2 separate regions of the Homo sapiens genome follow, and region 2 is linked to region 1. Evidence: read pairs that join two places in POLR2A ChIA-PET (ENCODE). Cell type or tissue: HepG2. All regions are shown on one strand. Links, peaks and the distances in the headings refer to the core of each region. The heading gives the core; the rest is flanking DNA. Region 1 overlaps WWTR1 (WW domain containing transcription regulator 1). Region 2 has its middle 12 kb from the start of WWTR1-AS1.

What was found. ChIA-PET counts read pairs that join two places held together with the same protein. Peaks named below come from ENCODE experiments on the same cell type or tissue, not always from the same donor. Only the 100,000 strongest peaks of a DNase experiment are listed, where the experiment ranks them.
Region 2: POLR2A ChIA-PET joins it to region 1 with 10 read pairs; 5 of 35 experiments call an interaction of 5 or more read pairs at or near these places.

The regions. Positions count from the first base shown.
Region 1 is chr3:149,603,975-149,614,275 of GRCh38, forward strand. All of the region lies in intron 2 of WWTR1 (WW domain containing transcription regulator 1), which reads right to left. Among named protein-coding and RNA genes, the nearest start is that of WWTR1-IT1, 43 kb to the right of the region's middle. RefSeq lists an enhancer at 648-1,338. In HepG2, for the core only: no CTCF peak of the experiment used is centred there; DNase peaks (open chromatin) are centred at 3,817, 5,767 and 6,780; H3K4me3 peaks cover 580 bases.
Region 2 is chr3:149,665,190-149,675,490 of GRCh38, forward strand. It overlaps a transcript of WWTR1 not described here. Among named protein-coding and RNA genes, the nearest start is that of WWTR1-AS1, 12 kb to the left of the region's middle. RefSeq lists an enhancer at 5,462-6,002. In HepG2, for the core only: no CTCF peak of the experiment used is centred there; a DNase peak (open chromatin) is centred at 5,792; H3K4me3 peaks cover 1,978 bases.

The DNA of each region.
Region 1 (10,301 bases), core at 946-8,945:
ATACATACAGATAATTAGAAAGACTGAGTTCATTAAATATATTCAAAACACAGAAACTTTTTAAACTCCATAAATAGTAGTAATACTATAAGTAGTAGTACATGAAAAATAGTTTCATATTACATAATATGCAAAGCATTTTTGCTTTTGATTCTCTTAATATTTATTTCATGCTCCAACCCTGTAAGATAAGTATTATCCCAACTTTATAGGCTAAGGACCTGAGACCTAGAAGTTAAATAACTGGCTTAAAATCACACTGCCAACACTGCCAGACAATGGCTGAGGCCTCATTCCCTGTGACAGGGCCACCCCCTCACAGCTCACTGCATGCACACCCCACCACATCCCGGGAAGGAGCTTGCACAGGACTTTAAGGGCACATGACTTGGCTTCCATCTCTACTCATCATCCAGAGATGCTCCTTAGCTAAAAGAGAAGTTAATCTCAGGAAATCAATGCTAGCAGGGCCAGGTTTTACTCTTAGGGTTCTATCTCAAATTTTAGCTACAATTTAGAAAATGCAGGAAGTGAAGGAAGGAGGTCAAAGAAAGAGCCCTGGGACTTCCAGGAGGGCCAGGTGCTCCTTGTGTCACAGTTGCTGCTACAAGGGCTGCCTTAATCCCTAGTCCCCTAGCCCAGCCCCATTCCTCCCAGCCCACATGCTGACCAGCTGCTCAGTGTTTCTCTGTAGGGTATGTGAGGGGCAGATGCAGGCCAGCCCAAGGCTGCTGGCCTTCCGTGTGCTGCCCTTCCTGCTGAAGCGGTACTGGCCCTTCTTCACACCCTCCCAGTCTGCTCAGATCAGACACACTGGCAGGCCAGAAGGCAGGTGGGAGGACAGGTGCCAGGAAAAACCAGGCATAGAGAAAGGCCCACACAGAAGCTGAAGCCATACGTTCTGCATTCTTACCCATGGAGCAAAGGAGGGAAATGTCAATGGAAGGCTTGAGGTGCTGAGGTTCATGGTCACCTTATCCCTTGGATTTCAGGGTAGTGAGATTCATGGATAGGCTTCCAAGCCTGTGCACTGAAGGAGGGAAGGGTCACTAATTGAGAAAACAAGTAATTTAGACAGAAGGAGCAGCACTAAAGGTCCAGAGGCCGGAGACAGCACAATACACAGGAGAAACTGTAAGATCATCAATATGGTTGGAGAGTGGAGACCTGGTCACAGGGCCTCTCATAAGCTAAGGCATTTGAACTTTATCCTAAATGCCAAACGAGGAGCTTCAAAGCACATGCATAATTAAGACATCTGTCTTTTTAGAAAATCACTTTGGCCACAGCATGAGAGTGGATCAGAGGAGAGTAAGACCAGCTACCAGGTAGGAGACCAGTTAGAAGACTATTGCAGGAGCACAAGCAAAGGATGACCTTTCTAGTGTAGTGACCTACACTAGAAAACATAGACAAGGGAGCAGGTTATGGAGGAAATGTATGAGGCGGGACTGAGAGAACTTGGAGGACTGGATGTGATAGGTGAGGAAGAAATAATGGGTGAGGCAGTAATTTGAGCAATGTGGTTACTGAGTTCCATAACAACGGAGAAGGAGCAAGTTCGAGAGTGAGATAATGAATTTGCTTTGGACATGTTGCCTTTGAGGTGACTGTGGCGCATGCAAGTAGACGTGTTTAATGGGCAAAAGAATAGGGTATCCAGCACTCAAAAGAAAGATTTGTGCTAGAGATTTAGACTAGGGACTTATCACCATACAGTTGCTGAAACATTTTCTCTAGTTACTAAAATGTGGTCCCGAGTTACAGACTCCCTCAAGCCCCAGCCACCCCATGAAGCTGCTTTCTTACCACTAGTTAACATTCTGAAGTCCTCTCCTGAATCTAATATCCTGTCCAATACCACTGAGATACTGGAGAAACAAGAGAACACAGCTATAAAGACAAACAGGTACTGTCACAGGTGGCATACTGCTATGGTGTGAATGTCTGTGTCCCCACCAAATTCATATGTTGAAATATAACCTCCCAACATGGGGCCTTTGGAAGGTAGTTAGATCATGGGGGCAGAGCCCACATGGAATGGGATTAAGGCCCTCATGAAAGAGGCCAGAGAGAGCTTGTTTATCCCTTCTACCATATGATGACTCGGGTAGAAGGCATGATCTATGAGGAATAGGCCCTCATAAGACACCACATCTGCTGGTGTCTTGATCTTGTACTTCCTAGCTACCAGAACTGTGAGAAATAAATGTTTGTTGTTTCCTGAGCCACCTAGTTTATGGTATTTTTGTTATAGTAGCCTGGACAGACTGAGAAACATACTAATTATTTCATGCATATGTATTTTCCTGTCCCATTCCGCTTTAAGCGTTTCAGGTCAAAAATGTGTCTGCTATATGCCCTGGGTTTCTCTAAGGCAGTCTTGGTTTCAAACATTCTGGCCCTATGCATTCTTTTATCATTAAAATTTCTAAGAAATCCCAGCATTTCCTCAAATAGTAACTGACCAAATCTAGTCAGTAAACATTATAATATATAGGTCATGAAACACTGAGGTCTACAAAAGATACACAAAACTATGGGGTGAGGAAACATCAGTATTTCTCACTAAATTACACGAATAATAGCTTATATTGATATAGCTTCTTTTGTGAGGGGTGGGTAAAATACCACTTATAGGCTCATTCAAACCAAGTGCTGAGAATAGAGTGATGGGCAATACACACTCCGCCTTCATCCAGCTTCTTGTCAGATAATGACATAAACAATTACAGTTGCTCAGAAGAAGTAAGGATGCTAACAGGGGAAACTTCAGTCCACATAAAACTCAGGGAAAGCTTCCATAAAGAGAAGACCTTTCAAGTTGAGACTTACCAGGAATTAACTAGATGATAAAGGCAGAGAAGGAAGAGATTCCAAAGGGCGGCAAATGTGTGTGTGAAAGACCTGAAGTCAGATTTAACTTTATTCAAAAAGAACTGCGAGGCATCCACTCTGACTAGAAGCAGAGCAAAGCCGGGGTGGCCTGGAGGGGAGTGATACACAGTGAATGCTTTCGCTATTGTTGGACTATTGGTTACGGTTATAATACTACTATTACAATGGTATTTTTTTATTTGTAAAGCCCAAAAATGCCACCCTCATAAAAGCAGACAAAACTCATGATATCAAGGCAAAGCCATGACGCAGTTTTAACAGATATTACTATTTTCAGTTGCTTTTACTTTTTGAAATATTCATCTTTTTTAGTATTCATTGAATAAATGCATGTGAAATCTTTTTTTATGAGGAGAAATGTGTAACATAAATATAAATCCACTAATGCTGCTTAGAAGACTGATAACACGGGTTAACTTCAGTGACCTTTGAGAATTTGACATAGTTCTTTTCTTTTTTTGAGACAGAGTTTCACTCTGTTGCCCAGGTTGGAGTGCAGTAGCGTGATATTGGCTCACTGCAACCTCCACCTCCTGGATTCACGCCATTCTCCTGCCTCAGCCTCCTGAGTAGCTGGGACTACAGGCACACGCCGCAATGCCCGGGTAAATTTTTGTATTTTTAGTAGAGACAGGGTTTCACCATGTTAGCCAGGATGGTCTCGATCTCCTCACCTCGTGATCCGCCCGCCTCGGCCTCCCAAAGTGCTGGGATTACAGGTGTGAGCCACTGCACCCAGCCTTGACGTAGTGATTTTCTAAAGAACTTACTGAATTGATCTTCCCTAAAGTTTTAAATTGATTGAAGTACTTTCCAAATTAACTAATATAACTAAAACGATAGAATTCATTCTTTGTCAGTGAGGAATCAGAGTTCTCTTCAATGATTAACAACTTTAGGCGACTGCAAAAGTCAACAAAGACCTGTGTGACTGTAAAATTTCCTCTGGTAATTCAAAAACATTACTCAGAGATTTCCCAAGAGATAACTGAAACAAAAAAAGAAAAATAAGTAATGAATAAGTACACCTCCTCTGAAAAGTACGAATAAAACCATCTACCTAGCATCTTCAACAGGAGATTCCATTAGAATGCAAGTTTCGTGAGGGCAAATAGTTTAGTCTTCAAGGCCTAAGCCAGTGCCTTGAAGTACATGGTAGGTACTCAAGAACTATTTGTTACATGAATGAATAAATAAATGAATAACTAAAGTAACTGCAAAAATCAATATCTGATATTGTTGAATTCTGAGTATAATTATTCATATACATTTATTATTTTTAATAAAAATAGTGTAAATGCCTAATTGCCCATTATATTGTTTTTATAACTTCAAGAAAGACTGCACAAAATAGAAAAAAAATTTATTTAGAATACTAATATGTACATTTTTGTATTGTAACTACCCTACCATCTGTTTCACACACATGCACACACACAAATGTGCACACACACACAACCACCATCACCAGAGCCTGCACAGTTAGCACATATTAGTTTCTCAACAAATATCTAAATTTTTTTTTTTTTTTGAGATGGAGTCTTGCTCTGTCACCCAGGATGGAGTGCAGTGGCATGATCTTGGCTCACTGCAACCTCCATCTCCTGGGTTCAAGCCATTTTCCTGCCTCAGCCTCCCAAGTAGCTAGGACTACAGGCATGTGCCACCACGCCTGGCTAATTTTTTTGTATTTTTAGTAGAGATGGGGGTTTCACCATACTGGCCAGGCTGGTTTCGAACTCCTGACCTCAAGTGGTCCGCCTGCCTTGGCCTCCCAAAGTGCTAGGATTACAGGTGTGAGTCACCACGCCAGGCCTAAATAATTTTTTAAAAGGTAAATTGCAATAATTATCAGAAGAAGAACCAAAACACAAGTGATAAAGGGTCTAAAACGTTAAGATCAGTCAAGTGGCTCACGCGCTATAATCTCAGCACTTTGGGAGGCCAAAGCAGGAGGACTGCTTGAGCCCAGGAGTTTGAGACCAGCCTGGGCAACATGGCAAAACCCTGTCTTTACAAAAGAAAAAAAATAGAAATAATACAAAAATTAGTGAGCTGTGGTGGCATGTGCCTGTAGTCCCAGCCACTCAGGAGGCTGAGGTGGGAAGATTGCTGGAGCCTTGGAGGTAGAGGTAGCAGTGAGCCCTGATCACACCATTGCCCTCCTGCCTGGGTAGCAAAGTGAGACCTTGTCTCAAAAAAAACCTAATTAATTAATTAAAATAAAATGTTAAGCTCTACACGAAGCCCTAGAAGTCATCTAGTCCAACTTCATCATGTACCAGATGGGCAGCCAAGGTCCAAAGTGCCATTCAGCTTTACACTAACAGGGCAGGGACAAGAACACTGGACTCCTCAAAGCCATCCAACTCCACCAGGAAATTTTCTTCACAAGTTTGGGTTAGCTAATCATAATCGGATTACCTACTAAAAGGTACAGAATGTGTAATGTGTTATCCACTACACCTCCCCACCTAAGAAATTATTGCGCTAGTTCACCAGGATAGGGTCAGCAAACTATGCCCTGCACCCAAATCCTACCCACTACCTGTTTTTGTACAACAGGGAATCTAAGAATGGTTTTTACATTTTTAAATAATTGTAACAAATTAAAATAATACTATTTTGTGACATATGAAAATTCAAATTTTTGTGTCCATAAATACAGTTGTATTGGAACACAGCTACTCTCATTTGTTTCTAAAACTGTCTATGGCTGCTCTCATACCACAACAGCAGAGCTGAAAATTTACAACAGGGACTTTATGGCCCATGAAGTCTAAACTATTTACCTCTAGCCCTTTACAGAAAATGTTTCTCGACCTTTGCACTAGGAGATAGCTAATGTGGCTTTAGTAAGTTTCACCTTCAAAAGAGCCAGGGTTGTCCCCACCAACTTGCAGTCACTCACATGCTATTTCCTCTTCTTTGATTACTGAAACTCCACAGCAAACTATTGTTTTTACCAGTCACCCAGAAAACGAAGATAAACGTTTCCACAGAGGAAATAATAACCTTCCTTTTCCAAGGTCCTCCTCTGCCTCACGTCCAGTGAAATTAAAAGCAATTCTTCATTCACAGGGGTTCTGTGTCATTTTCCCCAACAGAATTCAGAGGACAACATTAATTCACTTTTACAATGAAGGGCTCAGGCAGAAGAAAAGTAGCTAGTAGTGAGTTTATCCTAAGAAAAAAAGGAATGTTTAACATTTTCTGGAACGGAAAGCATTTTTGTTTTCCCTTGAGATGCTATTCTTTCTAACATCAAATGCAAACTGCCATTATATACTATACATCTTCTAAAAATTGAAAATCATAATATCCATACTTAAATTTTCAACTTTCCAGTTTTCCAATTACAAGCAAAGTACCAAATTCATACCTGCTCAGTGTTGCAAAATGATTTTAAAATGTAATGATGTTTTTGTTTGATTTTGTTTCATAGTATTTTCCTCTACCAATGTACAAAACACTCCCTTGTAACAAATAAACTAAGAAAATCGCATTCCCAGGGCCTTGGGAAATAACTTTAAGGGTGTCTCTGTTCACTTACATCATGAACCCAGCTCTTATGCTCCTAAAGTTACAAATGGCCACTCTTCGTTTTAATAGCAGATTTAAAGAAACCTAATGTTAGTTCAACACGGGTAAACAGTCTCTCACACAGTATAAATAAAGAATTCTTTGAGTTGTAAATAGTAGTTGCTCAAAGAAGTGGAAGGGTGGCTGAGGAAGACAGAGAAAAGATGCCTTCTCTCCTCTCTTTCTAGCAGGGCAGGCCAGGGAAAGGAGGCAGGACGCCAGAAGGCTGGAAGAGCTCAGCCATCCAGAAGGACAGCAGGGTTGCCAACTTCTGAAAGCAGCCACCATTCATTCACTGTTCACTCATTTGTCAAACATCAACTGAACACTCTCCTATTTATACAACATCCGGGGGACTCAAAAGAAGAAAACAGCCTGGACACTGCTGTTCATAAGAAGCCTTACTGTCCAGGCACAGTGGCTCACACCTGTAATCCCAACACTTTGGGAGGCCAAGGTGGGAGGATCGCTTGAAGTCAGGAGTTTGAGACCAGCTTGGGCAGTGAACCAAGACCCCATCTGTACAAAAAAAAAAAATTTTTTTTAAATTAGCTGGGCATGGTGGTTCATATGCCTGTGATCCCAGCTACTCAGGAGGCTGAGGTGGGAAGATAGATTGACCCCAGGAATTCAAGGCTGCAGTAAGCTATGATTGCACCACTGCTCCAGCCTGGGTGACAGCAAGACCTCATCTTTAAAAATAAGAATAATAGTAAAAGTTTTTAAAAACTTTTTTTTTAAAAAGAAGGCCACTAACATGCAGGTTAAGGCAAAATGTACGCAGAACCAAGAAAGCTGCGTAGCAAGACAATGACCCATGCCAGGGGTCAGCTAACTACAGCCTGCAGGCCAAGTCTAGCTGGCAGCTTGTTTCTGTGAATAAAGTTTTATTGGAATATGGCCACACTCACTTATCTATGTATTGTCTACAGATGCTTTCACATTACAATGGCACAGTTGAGTGGAAGCAACAGAGACCATGTGTCTGGCAAAGCCAAAAAACAATCTGGACTCTTTCAGAAAGTTTGCCTATCCCTGACATAGGCCAGAGAGGGATCAATCCAACTGGAGTAATCAGAGAAGACTATATGAAAGAACTGACATTTGATCTAAGTTTTGATTACTCAACGTTTCAAAAGGCAGAAATGGGAAAATCATATTGTGAGGGGCAGAATGGCCAAGGCGAGATGAGTCTGAGCAATGAAAGGACTGAATTTGAATGGGGTACAGGATATGAGGTGGGGAGTTGTGGCAAAGTGGCTAATGATACCTACCCAGACTACATGGTTTAACAGTTAATAACATAGCTCCAGAGTGTTTGCTAGCTTACTGGAAATGTCATTCCCCTTTTCTCTAGCTTCCTTCACATTTATGGCTAATTCCATAGCTCACAAATATGTTTGTTCACTGATTGATTACTGTGATCAATCAAAAGTTTGCATGTCAGTTTAATTTCAAAAACACTTCTATTTACATTATTGCCTAGACTTACATTTAATCCTCAATCACATCAGACATTACTATTCCTACTTGACAAATGATAAAAACTGGGCAACTCACCTCATGTCCCATATGGCGTCAGGGGCAAGAGACTGGCTTAGAACCCTGGATTCTCCAACCCATCTCATGACCCACCTTAGGAAGACACTCATATTGGAAAGGTTACCACCTGGACTGTATTCTAGACCAGAAATTCTGATAATCAAACACCAAATAATCAAACAGGAATGCTTTTTTGGGGCATATCCTTGCTATACCTGAACTGTGGCCTGATAGTAGCTCAAAATCCACATCAAAGACCAAGTTCGAGGTACATTCATTTTATACTTAATGAAATCTGGTCAATTCACATAATTTTGTTACAATGGGCATTGGGTAAACGTTCTCACAGATTAACTTAATCCATTATAGGAGGGGAAAAGAAAAAAAAAAAAACTCCACCTACCAGTATATACTTTGGCAGTTGGATCATCATTATTTTGCACTGGAAACCTAGAACCCTTAAGAGAAAGGTATCATTTGTAATTAATTTTCCTGTCCTTTGTACTTGTAAGTAAACAGGTGGTGTTCGGATGAGTCCCTTAAAAGCCCCTGTTGCCTGCCAATTAAGTAATAATATTTTCTTTTCAGGGAAGTGCCATAAAAGAGACTCTAACATCTTGGGTCACTGAGTACTTCCTATGCAGGAGGATATGAGGCTGCAACACTGAATTTTTCCACCAGCAGGATATTCAATGTGATGAGTAAATTAGCAATTAGCATGGAAAATAGGAGTTATTCTCAGCATTTGTCATATGAGAGATCAGAATTCCTGCACTCGTCACGTCTGTATAAATGGTTTCTTTAACCATGAACATCGTCTCCTCTTAACTCCCTCCCCATGTCACTCCACTCACAATCCACCTACACTGATACCTCAAAACATCTCTTCCTACACAATTTTTAATGTTTTATTCCTTTACCTGCTTGCTTTACACAAGCCTGTCTAGAGTCCTCTACAACTAAATTATTTCCATCATCGTTAACTTTAGAACACGGTTCCAATGCCAGTCTGAAAACCATTCTGAAATATCCAACAGCTCTTCTTCCAAAGTGCAGGTGGGTAGGCTGGCAGCAGAGCAGAGATGGCTTTTTATACTTTCAGGATCATAAGGGGAGAGACTACACTCTGCTAGTGTTTTGTCTTCCAGCATCCACCATCTCCTAGCCTTTCCCAACACCCACCTCTTAAAACCTGGGCAGTCTCAGAAGGCAAGACCAGGAAATGTAAAGGCACAGGACCAGACAGAATCATATATGAAAGCCTAACACAGCTTAGGGGACTGGCCTAGGAACTATGGCCAATTATCCTCTCTCTTGGCCTAATGAGATTATGTCATGAAGATGAGTACCACTCCCTACCATCAGTAATGAGAATGCAGAGGCAAGACCCAGGGACCAAGGAAAGGGTTAAAGACAAGCAGCAAGATGAAGGGTAAAAGCTTGCTGGTTCAGAAACATTATCTATCTGCCCCTGACATACTCATCTCAATACAGCCAATCTCCACTCCCGGCATCTCTTCTTTGATTTACTAACTTATATTCTTTTGTTACTTTTTTATTTTTATTTTTGGCAGGGTCTCACTCTGTTGCCCAGGGTGGAGTGCACTGGCACAATCTTGGCTCACTGCAGCCTCGACCCTCCCTGAGTTCAAGTGATCCTCCCACCTCAGCCTCCCAAATAGTTGAAACTACAGGCACATACCACCATACCCAGCTAATTTTTTAATTTTTTGTAGAAATGAGGTCTCACTGTTGCCCAGGCTGGTCTCGAAATCTTGGACTCAAGCGACCTGCCTGCCTCCACCTTTCAAAGTGCTGGTATTAGTGGTGTGAGCCACTACACCCAGCTGGGCTTTTGTTATTTTTCAACAATCAAATAATCCATGTTCATGGTGAAAGAAAATCCACACTCACGGTGAAAAAAAAAATTGTAAAATGCAGATAAACAAAAATGAGAGAGAGAGAAAGATGAATGGAAAAAAGAAAGAAGAGAAAATACATAACTTCCCTATCCATTACTAACACTTCAGTACTGGCTTCCAAATGTGTTCTTGCTTAAATGTCTTTTGAGGGGTCTTGCTTGAACTGCTTTCAAACATCAGATTTTACTTATATTTCATCTGGGAAAATCAGTTCCTCTGAGAGCTATTACTGACACACAGTCATGTGCAGCATGACTTTTGGGTCAACAACAGATGGTACATTCAACAGTGGGCCCATAAGATCATGATGGAGCTAAATAACTCCTACTGCCTGGCAACATCGTAGCTGTGGAAATG
Region 2 (10,301 bases), core at 1,148-9,147, 61 kb after region 1:
ATCTATAATAACGGGAAATTAGAAATTTCCTTTCTTTCTTTTTTTTTTTTTTTTTGAGACAGAGTCTTGCTCTGTCACCAGGCTGGAGTGCAGTGGCGTCATCTTGGCTCACTGCAAACTCCGCCTCCCGGGTTCAAGCCATTCTCCTGCCTCAGCCTCCCAAGTAGCTGGGATTACAGGAGCCCACCATCATGCCCAGTTAATTTTTGTATTTTTGGTAGAGATGGGGGTTTCACCATTTTGGCCAGGATGTTCTCGATCTCCTGACCTCATGATCTGCCCGCCTCAGCCTCCCAAAGTGCTGGGATTACAGGCATGAGTTACTGCGCCCGGCTCAGAAATTTCCTAAATATTTAAGAAGAGAATGGTTAAGTATATCTAACAGCTTAACATATGCAATGAAGATTCTGATAGTTATTTGAAAGTGTTTATGAAGACAATGTGACAACCTGAAAAATGTTTTTAAGAATTTTTATAATTTTAATGAGAAAAATTACGAAACAAAGATCTGTGAATACTATCATTATAACTTTGTTCAAAAACATGGAAAAATGAATAAAAAGATGCTAAAATTATATTAAAAACTATGTAGAAATAAAAAGATAAATATTTCTCTTTGTGTGCTTATATCTGTATATATGTGTAACATGATAACACTGAATCATCACTCTCAGAAGTACAAACCATATTATTAGTATTATTTTGGGTGTGATGAGAGAACTAATTAGCAGTGTTTGGGGTGGGGGGAATTTCAAGGTGCTCAATATTATCCATCCATTCAACAAATACGGTACATATTTTTTTAATATCCATTGTGTTCAAGGGCAGAAGTGATCTTTCAAGCTGAGCTTGGAAGAGTTTGCCACCTGATTAAAACATTTATTGTTTGACAATTTCACTCAACTCCTCCCTTTACCCAAATAAGTCACAGATCTGGTTACACTAGCTGTTCAAGCCACTGCTCTTCCTTGTCTTATTTTTCTTGGTGACAAGAGTCAAGTATATATGGGCTCTACTATTATCTCTCTGTCTCAGCATTGTCCAGACACAAGTTAGGACACTTTTCATGCCTGGTCAAAAAAGTTAATTTGTGGTTTGGAGCCAAGGAGAAGAGAGCCCTCCAAACCAAAACAAGGTGGAGAGAGGACCTGAGTATAAGAAAGCCAGTGCCTGTGGGCACCAGTTCAATTCACACATGCTTAAAAATGGCTAAATTTTCTTTAAAAATATATATTTCTAGATAATCTTAGATAAGAGAGTAGATTAATTCTCATACAGCATCTGCCACACAATACATCCTAATTTGACCATATGATTGAAGACATCTCAATCTAGTTATGATCATTAAAAGCTGTTAGTATTTCAACTATGGCAATAATAATAAATCATATTTATATAATATTTTACAGACTACAAAACAACTTCACATGTACAGTCACACACGAATCTCATAGTAACCCTGTGAGAATGGGCAGATACACCTTACTAGAACTATTTTACAGATAAGAAAACCAAGGTTTAGAAAAGTTTATGTCTTGCCAAAGGCCATTGATTTATAACAAGAGCACCAGGACTCAACCCCTCCAGTATCTCTCCGGCTTTCAAATTATATTTCTTCTGTAGTTTCCTAACAGAATCAGACTCTTAATTACTTCCTCCTCTGTGAGCATACACTATTTTGTCTTTTCCTTTAAAGAGAGGGAAAGAGAGGCTGTTTTTAAAGGCATTTTTCCTCCACTGACTTACAGTATCATTTCACAAATGTTTTGTCATCTAATGGCCATACGATGTACAGAGGCTCCTAAAATGTATATCGAAGCTTAGTTGTCTCCTCCCTCTCATTAAATAAATAAAAACTTAAATGTGTTGGAGGTACTGAAAATTCAATCAAACCCTGATTATTGGAGCGCTTGTGTGTATTAAAGAATCCTTCTGTGATGTGAATCATTATTTCTAATTAATATGAAACATTGGGTCTCTACTTTTTAAGAGTTGTATTCCTAAAATTATTTTGTAAATTGTTTAGTTGGAACTTGATGCATTTTGTTATAGGAAAAAACAAATCTTACTAATGGGGCCGGGCGCAGTGGCTCACGCCTGTAATCCCAGCACTTTGGGAGGCTGAGGGGGGGTGGATCATGAGGTCAGGAGATTGAGATCATCCTGGCTAACATGGTGAAATCCCGTCTCTACTAAAAAATACAAAAAATTAGCAGGACGTGGTGGTGGGCACCTGTAGTCCCAGCTACTTGGGAGGCTGAGGCAGGAGAATGGCGTGAACCCAGGAGGTGGAGCTTGCAGTGAGCTCAGATCGTGCCACTGCATTCCAGCCTGGGCGACAGAGCAAGACTCCATCTCAAAAAAAAAAAAAAAAATTATGAAAAAAATCTTACTAATGATGTCTAGGCAACCCAGCATCCCACTATGCTCCAAATTCGTGGAAGCCCCAAGTCTCAATCTGTCCTGATACTCTGGTTGAGTCCTTCTAGACTTGGAGGTATCACATGAAGCTCTTAACAGCCAAACAATGTTAGGACTACATGGGCACTAACCCAGTGGCTGCACGTTGTAGTTCTACTGAGTCATCATCTCCCATTTTTTGTGAATGATTTTAGACAAGAGAAATTTCACAGTTCATTCTGTATATTTCCTCCTACCTGCCATCTGTTTCACCAGAGGGAAAAGAATCTGAAGATATTTGAAAAGAGAATTAAAACATCTTGATAAGATACCAAAGAAAAAGTGAATGAGAAGACCCTTGAGATCTACCTGTCACCTTCCTAAAAAATTCTGTAACTGCTGTCTGTGAAAGTGTCAGTCAAGGCTTATCCCTCGTATAGATTGTACAGCCTGGAGTTCAACACTAGAGATGATAATAATTCAGAGTCTGGTTAGTTGGCATTAAATCTATAAAAATAATACTGGTTAATGGCTTTTAGGGAAAGAAGCCTCTAGATTTTTAGGTATCCACTTCTCTCATAAGTGTAAAAGACTGCCTTTTTCCAATTAAATATGACAACTTGTATCTTTCAGCAAGGAAGGATGAAGTTCTTTGTCTAATCCTGATTTAAATACATTATCATGTGAAAAATCTCTCTCTTCTATCTGCCCTAAGGATAGATTTTTGGGGCTGTCAAGAGCTGACTCTTGGCCAGGCGTGTAATCTGAGCACTTTGGGAGGCTAAGGCGGGCAGATCACCTGAGGTCAGGAGTTTGAGACCAGCCTGGCCGACATGGTGAAACCCCGTCTCTACTAAAAATACAAAAAATTAGCCGGGCATGGTGGCGGGCGCCTGTAATCCCAGCTGCTTAGGAGGTTGAGGCAGGAGAATCACTTGGGCCTGGGAGGCAGTGGTTGCAGTAAGCCGAGATGGCGCCACTGCACTCCAGGCAGGGCAACAGAGCAAGATTGTGTCTCAAAAAAAACAACAAAAAACTGAGTCTTCATTGCTTCACATCACAACTCAAGGTCTAAAATTTGAAGTGTTGGATCCCATTCTTAGAAAAAAATAAGTAGTTACCAATGGGGAACGGGGGATCCCTTTTAATAAATTCTCTGACAACACTGAGGCAATAGTTACATTGATTTCTCCACATAAGCTCCCTCAGACACTCCACTCACCAAAAAGTCACCTTGGTTTCAAATTTTTTTTCATTAGTGTTTGAACACCCCACAAAAAGACTGCCATGAAGTCTCATTCTGTTTGGCTGGAAAGACAAGCATAATCTAGTGGTAAATTTCAACCTTGCTAATGAATCCTCCCTTTGACTTTCTGGTCAGCTTTGCTAAATGAGTAACTTTACAGCCTCCAACACAAGCCATTGGCGTGGGAGAGACTTGGCCTTTTTTACCCAAAATCACCAAAGGCCTTTGTACAGAGTCCAAGTTTTTACCTTTAGTCAGTCTTTTCTATTTCACCACTGCCAGGGGTTTTGTTTTTGTGGAACAAGAAATAAGAACCCCACATATACAAGGTTATACACATATACAAGAACCCCCACATATACAAGAACAATACACATATACAATATACCCCCACATATACAAGAACCCCACATCTTACAAGGGAACCTCCTTTGTGACCACATAATCTTACCAAGGAAAATCCCAAATGAGTTCCTGCACCAGTCCCATTACTCTGCAGCCTGGGCAGCAGTGGGTAGCTAGTCTGGGAACAAGAGTGCTCTTCTCTTTCTGTTATCACATACCCATCTGAACTCAAAAGGGCTTCACTTAAATAAGGAATTTCCATTCTTCTAGAAATGTCATTTCACTTGAACTTGCACTTCTATCGTTTAAAGAAGACAAACAAGGTCCCCAGTACTAGAGTCCAGTGGGAGGGAAAAGGAAAGGAAACATTAAAAGTAATCCAGGGAAACTCTGAAGGTAAACTTGCCCTTCTGAAAACAGACAAAGGTAGACCTCTGCTTCCCTGCTACAATTTCTAGAAAAAGCAAAACCATCCTGAAACCCCTCTGGAGAGTTCAATTACAGCAAACTGGCCAACAATGATATCTATATTTATACAGTAAATGTGTTTAATATCATGTTCAAACTACCAATCAAGAAAAAAAAATGAATAAAAATAGATGATTACCTGGAAAATCACTAGTAAGCGTGGCTTATGGGTCAGTTCAGATCCACCAGGAAGCAGATGCCAAGATAAGAGTCAGATGAGCAGAGATGTATTGGGGAAAATGCCTGCAAAAGTTAAAGAGGAGAAAGAAGGTGAGTAAGCTAGGAGAGTATTCAGATTGCAATGCACGTCTGTCAATAGTGAAGGAGGAGGGTAGGAAGGAGGGCTGGCCAGGAAAAGTCTCAGCCCCGACCAGGCCAGTGCTTCCAAGGCAACAGCTGACCCTTAGGGGCGTCCCGCGATGGGCAGCAATGGCTCAGCTCTAGCACCCAGCTGGGCTCAACCCTTGGTAGACAAGAAACCACGGCCTTCAGTGTGAACAGTGCAAGCAATTTTACAGGTGTGGCTGGTGAAGATGTCAGCTCACTGCTGTCCTCACAGTGACTCTATTGAAGAAAGTCCTAAGCATTTACCCACATGGTTTTTATCACAGTGCGTACAGACTGCATCACACAGGCTGACTTCTCCATTTTTCAGGGCGCAGTTCATCCAAGGTTGCTGTGGGCCTTTCCTCCTCAGGGGAATCTTAGAAGAGGGCGATTAATGAGACAAACCACAGCCCCTACCGCTGTAGTTGGTCTTGAGGCCATAACTGCTATTTATCCTCTTCCTCCTTCACTATCTACTCTAAGTTTTCCATATCCAGTGCTATCCCCTCTACAGGTGCTGATGTCCAACCTGGTGGCGGACCCCTGTAGTCCCAGCTACTCGGGAGGATGAGGCAGGAGAATGGCGTGAACCCGGGAGGCGGAGCTTGCAGTGAGCCGAGATCATGCCACCGCACTCCAGCCTGGGCGACAGAGCGAGACTCCGTCTCAAAAAAAAAAAAAAAGAAAAGAAAAGAAAAGAAAATGAGGCAAGAGGTGAAGTGACTTGTCCAGGGCCTGATGAGTAGACAGAAACAGATAAAAAAAAGAAGTCAATTCTCTTTTTTTACTCACTGCCCAAGAGCTTCCTCTCTCCAGTCACCGGACTCCTGCTGCAACAGGACCAGCTAAGGAATATCGATCCAGTCTGGGAAAAAAGTTATCACACTGCTTAGGCAGATACACATTCTGAAGAAAAGGAGAAAGTGCAAATCCTCTTGCAGGAGTCCTTTCAACTCAGTTTGTGGCTGGTTATGTAAATGAGGAGGCCGTGCAAGAGAATGGGGTCATGAGCTGCCTGGGGATTAAGCATGACAACGCCGTCTGTCCTGGGAAGAAATGATACTTTGCACTTGTATAATACCTTTCATCCATCCAGCAATAATAAATAAGACTTCGTACTTTCAGCCAAATATTGCAAAAACTTAACAAATATTTAACTCATGAATCCTCAGAACCACCAAGAAGGGAACACTTTTGAAAGGAAGAAAGAAAACAGCTTCATCCTCATGATCCACTGGGGAATCTAAGGTCAGAAGAAACGGGTCTACACCTGGCCTCTCAACACCGCTGGCAGGACTCCTGACAAGCAAGGACATTCCTGTGTATGAACACTGTCTAAGGTGACCTAGACACAGGATTTCGAAAAGAGCAGAGGCAAACCAGAAAAACCCCTGCTTGTACATTCAGCCCAGGGAATCTACGAAGCTTTCAAAAGAGGTTTGGTTCTGAGTCTATAAGGGTTCTTTGAAGCCTCTTCAAAAGTTTCTGCTGGCATATCCCCTAACAGAATGTTTTAAAACCATGTACTCCTTCACAAAATTTTCAGTTGACATCTAAAATATTACATCGTATGTTTGAATAATTGCAAAGGTTGTAATTTTCATGATGTTATTAATATAGATATTTTAAAATAAACTATTGCAATTTGCTTTGAAATATCCAATTGAATCTAAATCCAAGCGATTTGATGCCCACCACATCCATTTTAAAAGTCTACAAATGAGCTCTTTTTTAACAGTCAGATGTTTTTTCCCTAAGCTCCTATTTTTATTCTACTTCTACATATTTATCTTAATGTACTATATTATTATGCTTAAAGGTCTTATTATTCATTTTTTATATTATACTTCTCTGCATTAAAAATGTTTGTAATTTTTTTATTTCCTGTGTTATTATGAAGCTGATTTGTAATAACAAATAGGTCCAGCATGTAACTGCTCAACACAATCAAAGCCTATTTCTTTCTCACAGAATAGTCCTGGGTGAGGTCCCCAGGTAAGCAAAGTGCTCCCCACCACATAGTGATGAGGGGAACCTAATTCCTTTCATCTTATGGCTTCCCTGTCTCCTAGAAAAAGGGTTTAGCTTGTGGGCCTATTTTTGTGTGCTCTGGGAGCTAAGAATAGATTTACATCTTTAAAAGGCTACAAAAAAACAAAAAACAAACAAACAAACAAACAAAAAAACAACCAGTAGAATGTGCATCAGAGGCTTTATGTGGCCGCAAAGCCCAAAATAGTTACTGTCTGGCTTTTTACCAAAGTTCGCCAACCGCTTTCCTAGAGCCTCATTCTCAATTCGTGTAGCTGGTAGAAGGAGAAAAAGCAAAGAAAAGCACAGAAGATATTTCATGGGACCAGGCCTGGAAGTGACATACATGATTTCCACTCACAAGTTGTTGCCAGAACAATTACATGACTACATGTTACAGCAAGGATGATGGGGAAAAGTAGGCTACCTACGTACCCGAAGGAGGGTGGAACAAATTGTGGGAGCCAGGTAATAGTTTCTACCATGGCCAAGCCTCTAAAGAGTCAAAAACTTATTATTATTACAATTATTATTGGTGTAAAAATATCAAAGTGACCCACATACATGTTAAATTAATATAAATAACTTAAAAAGAAACATTTTATTAGAGATATAGTTCTTAATAAGATGAATGGGACTATTTTCAATTAGTTCATGTATCTCAACTTAGAGTACTAATTTTATGCCTACTTTTTATTTTTATAAATGTTTATATAAAAAATCTTTCTATAAAAAGATATATAAGAGGATGGATGGTAATGGAAGAAGTTTTTTCCTTTTTTTTTTTTTTTTTAAGAAATAGGGTCTCACTTGGTCACCCAAACTGGAGTACAGTGATACCATCACAGCTCATTCCAGCCTTGGACTCCTGGGCTCAAGCGATCCTCCCGCCTCAGCCTCTGAGGAGCTGGGACTACAGGCGCATGCTACCACATCCAGCTGTTTTTAGAACTTTTATTGTTAACTTTTCCTATCTACTTAATGAAAAAGAAAAAGTATGAATTGCTAAAAATGAAGTCTGGCAGCTGGCATATAATGTTACTTTGTGTTAATAGGAGTAAAAATAAATGTTTTAAAAGAAGAAATAGGCCAGGTACAGTGGCTCACGCCTGTAATCCCAGCACTTTGGGAGGCTGAGGTAGGATGATTACTTGAGCCCAGGAGTTTGAGGCCAGTCTGGGCAATATAGTGAGACCCTGTCTCTGTTTTTTAAAAAAAATAAAAATTAAAAATCAGTTAAAAGAAGAAATAAGTTGAGAATTGACTATCACTGGAAAAATATTCAATGACGTAATTTCATAGAAGTAGGTTTTAATTACTTTATTCAATGATGTGTACGTTATGTAAAAAAATCAGGTGAATTTTTAATCCATGAATTCTATCTTGTGTAGTAGAGAATGTAGTAACCTCAGAAAACATTCCATTTAAATTTAAAACTATTTTTATGTTACCCCCAATTTTAGAGGGATCATTCACACTGCATTCTACAAAAGGTGAATGACACTCGGAAAGGCATGTGAAAATTTGGTATGTGCTTGGTATGGATGCATCACTCAGCCCTGAATCAGCATCAGTATCTGGCACTGCATCTGCTGCTCAGAGACATTTTTTCCAGCTAATGGCCCCTCCTAGGTTTTGAGAATTTTGTTTTGAAAATAAGTGAAAACAAAAAGCAGACTCCATTTTTAGCATTTGAAGTGTTCTTTACTTTGCTGTCATGGGTCTCTCTCTCCAGAGTTATGCATTCTTTGACAATAACCAGAGAGGCCAGGGATGGGAGGAGCCAATACTTCAAATGGTCCCTTTGTTTCCCCCTCCCCTATTCCCCAGAGGTCTCAAGATTTTGGAGGTACCAAGGTAAGAGTCAAGACAGGTAAGGAGAAGATAGGCTGTTTTGCAATGGAAGGTGAAAATAAAGAATTTGGCTGGATATGATGGCTCATGTTTATAATCCCAGCGCACTTTGGAAGGCTGAGGTGAGAATATTGCTTAAGCCTAGGCAACATAGTAGAAGACCGGCCTAGGCAACATAGTAAGACCTCGTCTCTACAAAAAAAAAAAAATTAGCTGGGCATGGTAGGCGCAGGCCTGTAGTCCCAGCTACTGGGGAGGCTGAGGTGGAAGGATTGCTTGAGCTGAGGAAGCCAAGGCAGCAGTGAGCCATGATCATGCCACTGCACTTGAGCCTGGGTGACAGAGCAAGACACTGTCTCTCTCTCTCTGTCTCTGTCTCTCTCTCTCTCTCTGTCTGTCTTTCTCTATCTCTTTCTCTCTCACACACACACACGTAAAAATTGTAGGCCCAGGCATGGTGGCTCATGCCTGTAATCTCAGAACTTTGGGAGGCCGAGGCAGGCGGATCACGAGGTCCGGAGTTCGAGACCAGCCTGGCCAATATGGTGAAACCCCATCTCTACTAAACATACAAAAATTAGCCAGGCATGGTGGTGCGTGCCTGTAGTCCCAGCTACTTGGGAAGCTGGGGAAGAAGAATCACTTGAACCTGGGAGGCGGAGGTTGCAGTGAGCCGTGATCATACCACTGCACTCCATCTTGGGTGACAGAGAGAGATTCCATCTAAAAAAAAAAAAGAATTTGTATGAAACTTAAGGCTAGCCTTCAGAGAGAACAAGCCAAAATTGATTCTCTTAAGAATCTGTACTGATACACCTCCTTAGAAAGTTACTTAACTTAGCTTGAAGATTGTTCTTTTAGGGAGATTTCTGTATACTGTTCCTTTGGTTAAGCAAAAGAGGTGTTTAGCTAAGACCACACGTCCATGTTTTCTAGTCTAGCTCTTGGTGCTAGTTTTGACATTCAAAGCTCGCTGGGCCTTCTAACTCTTATATTCTATGGTTTAAACATTCTATGGTATGTTTGAATGTTTTTCTGAAGGTTAGAGAGAACCAATGGCATTTTTAAACAAAAGGGCTAAGTGGAAAAGCAGTGTTTCTGGAAGATAAATCCAACAAAATTGTGATGGAAAAAATGTGGGGAGACCAGTTGGTAAACTATCACAGCTGTCCTTGAGACGCTAGTCCGGGGTTTGGACTAAGATGGTAGAAGGAAACCAGAATCATATATCTTACTTCTTTTGATTTTCCCCTTTTTTCTTGTTAGAAGAACTCCAGTTTTATTTGGGTATCTACACATCAGGGAAGATGACACTATCCCTGGCTCAGGGCCATATCTTGATTAATCTAAGCCAATCATGACAACCCTATACTCCTTACCAGTGACTGATTGTTTTTAAAATGAGCATGTTTTGGCCAATGAGATGTGAGACGTCTGCTGAAGGACTTTAGGGAAATATTTCTTTATTCATATTACACATACAAGAGAAACTACTGTCTGCTTCATCTGAACATTGGAGTATCTAGGGTGATGCCTAGATCTCTGGCAGCCATTTTGTAACCAAGAGGGCAGCTGGCCTGAAGATGAAGATGAGTGAACAGAGAGACAGGAATGATCAGGGTCTTTGATC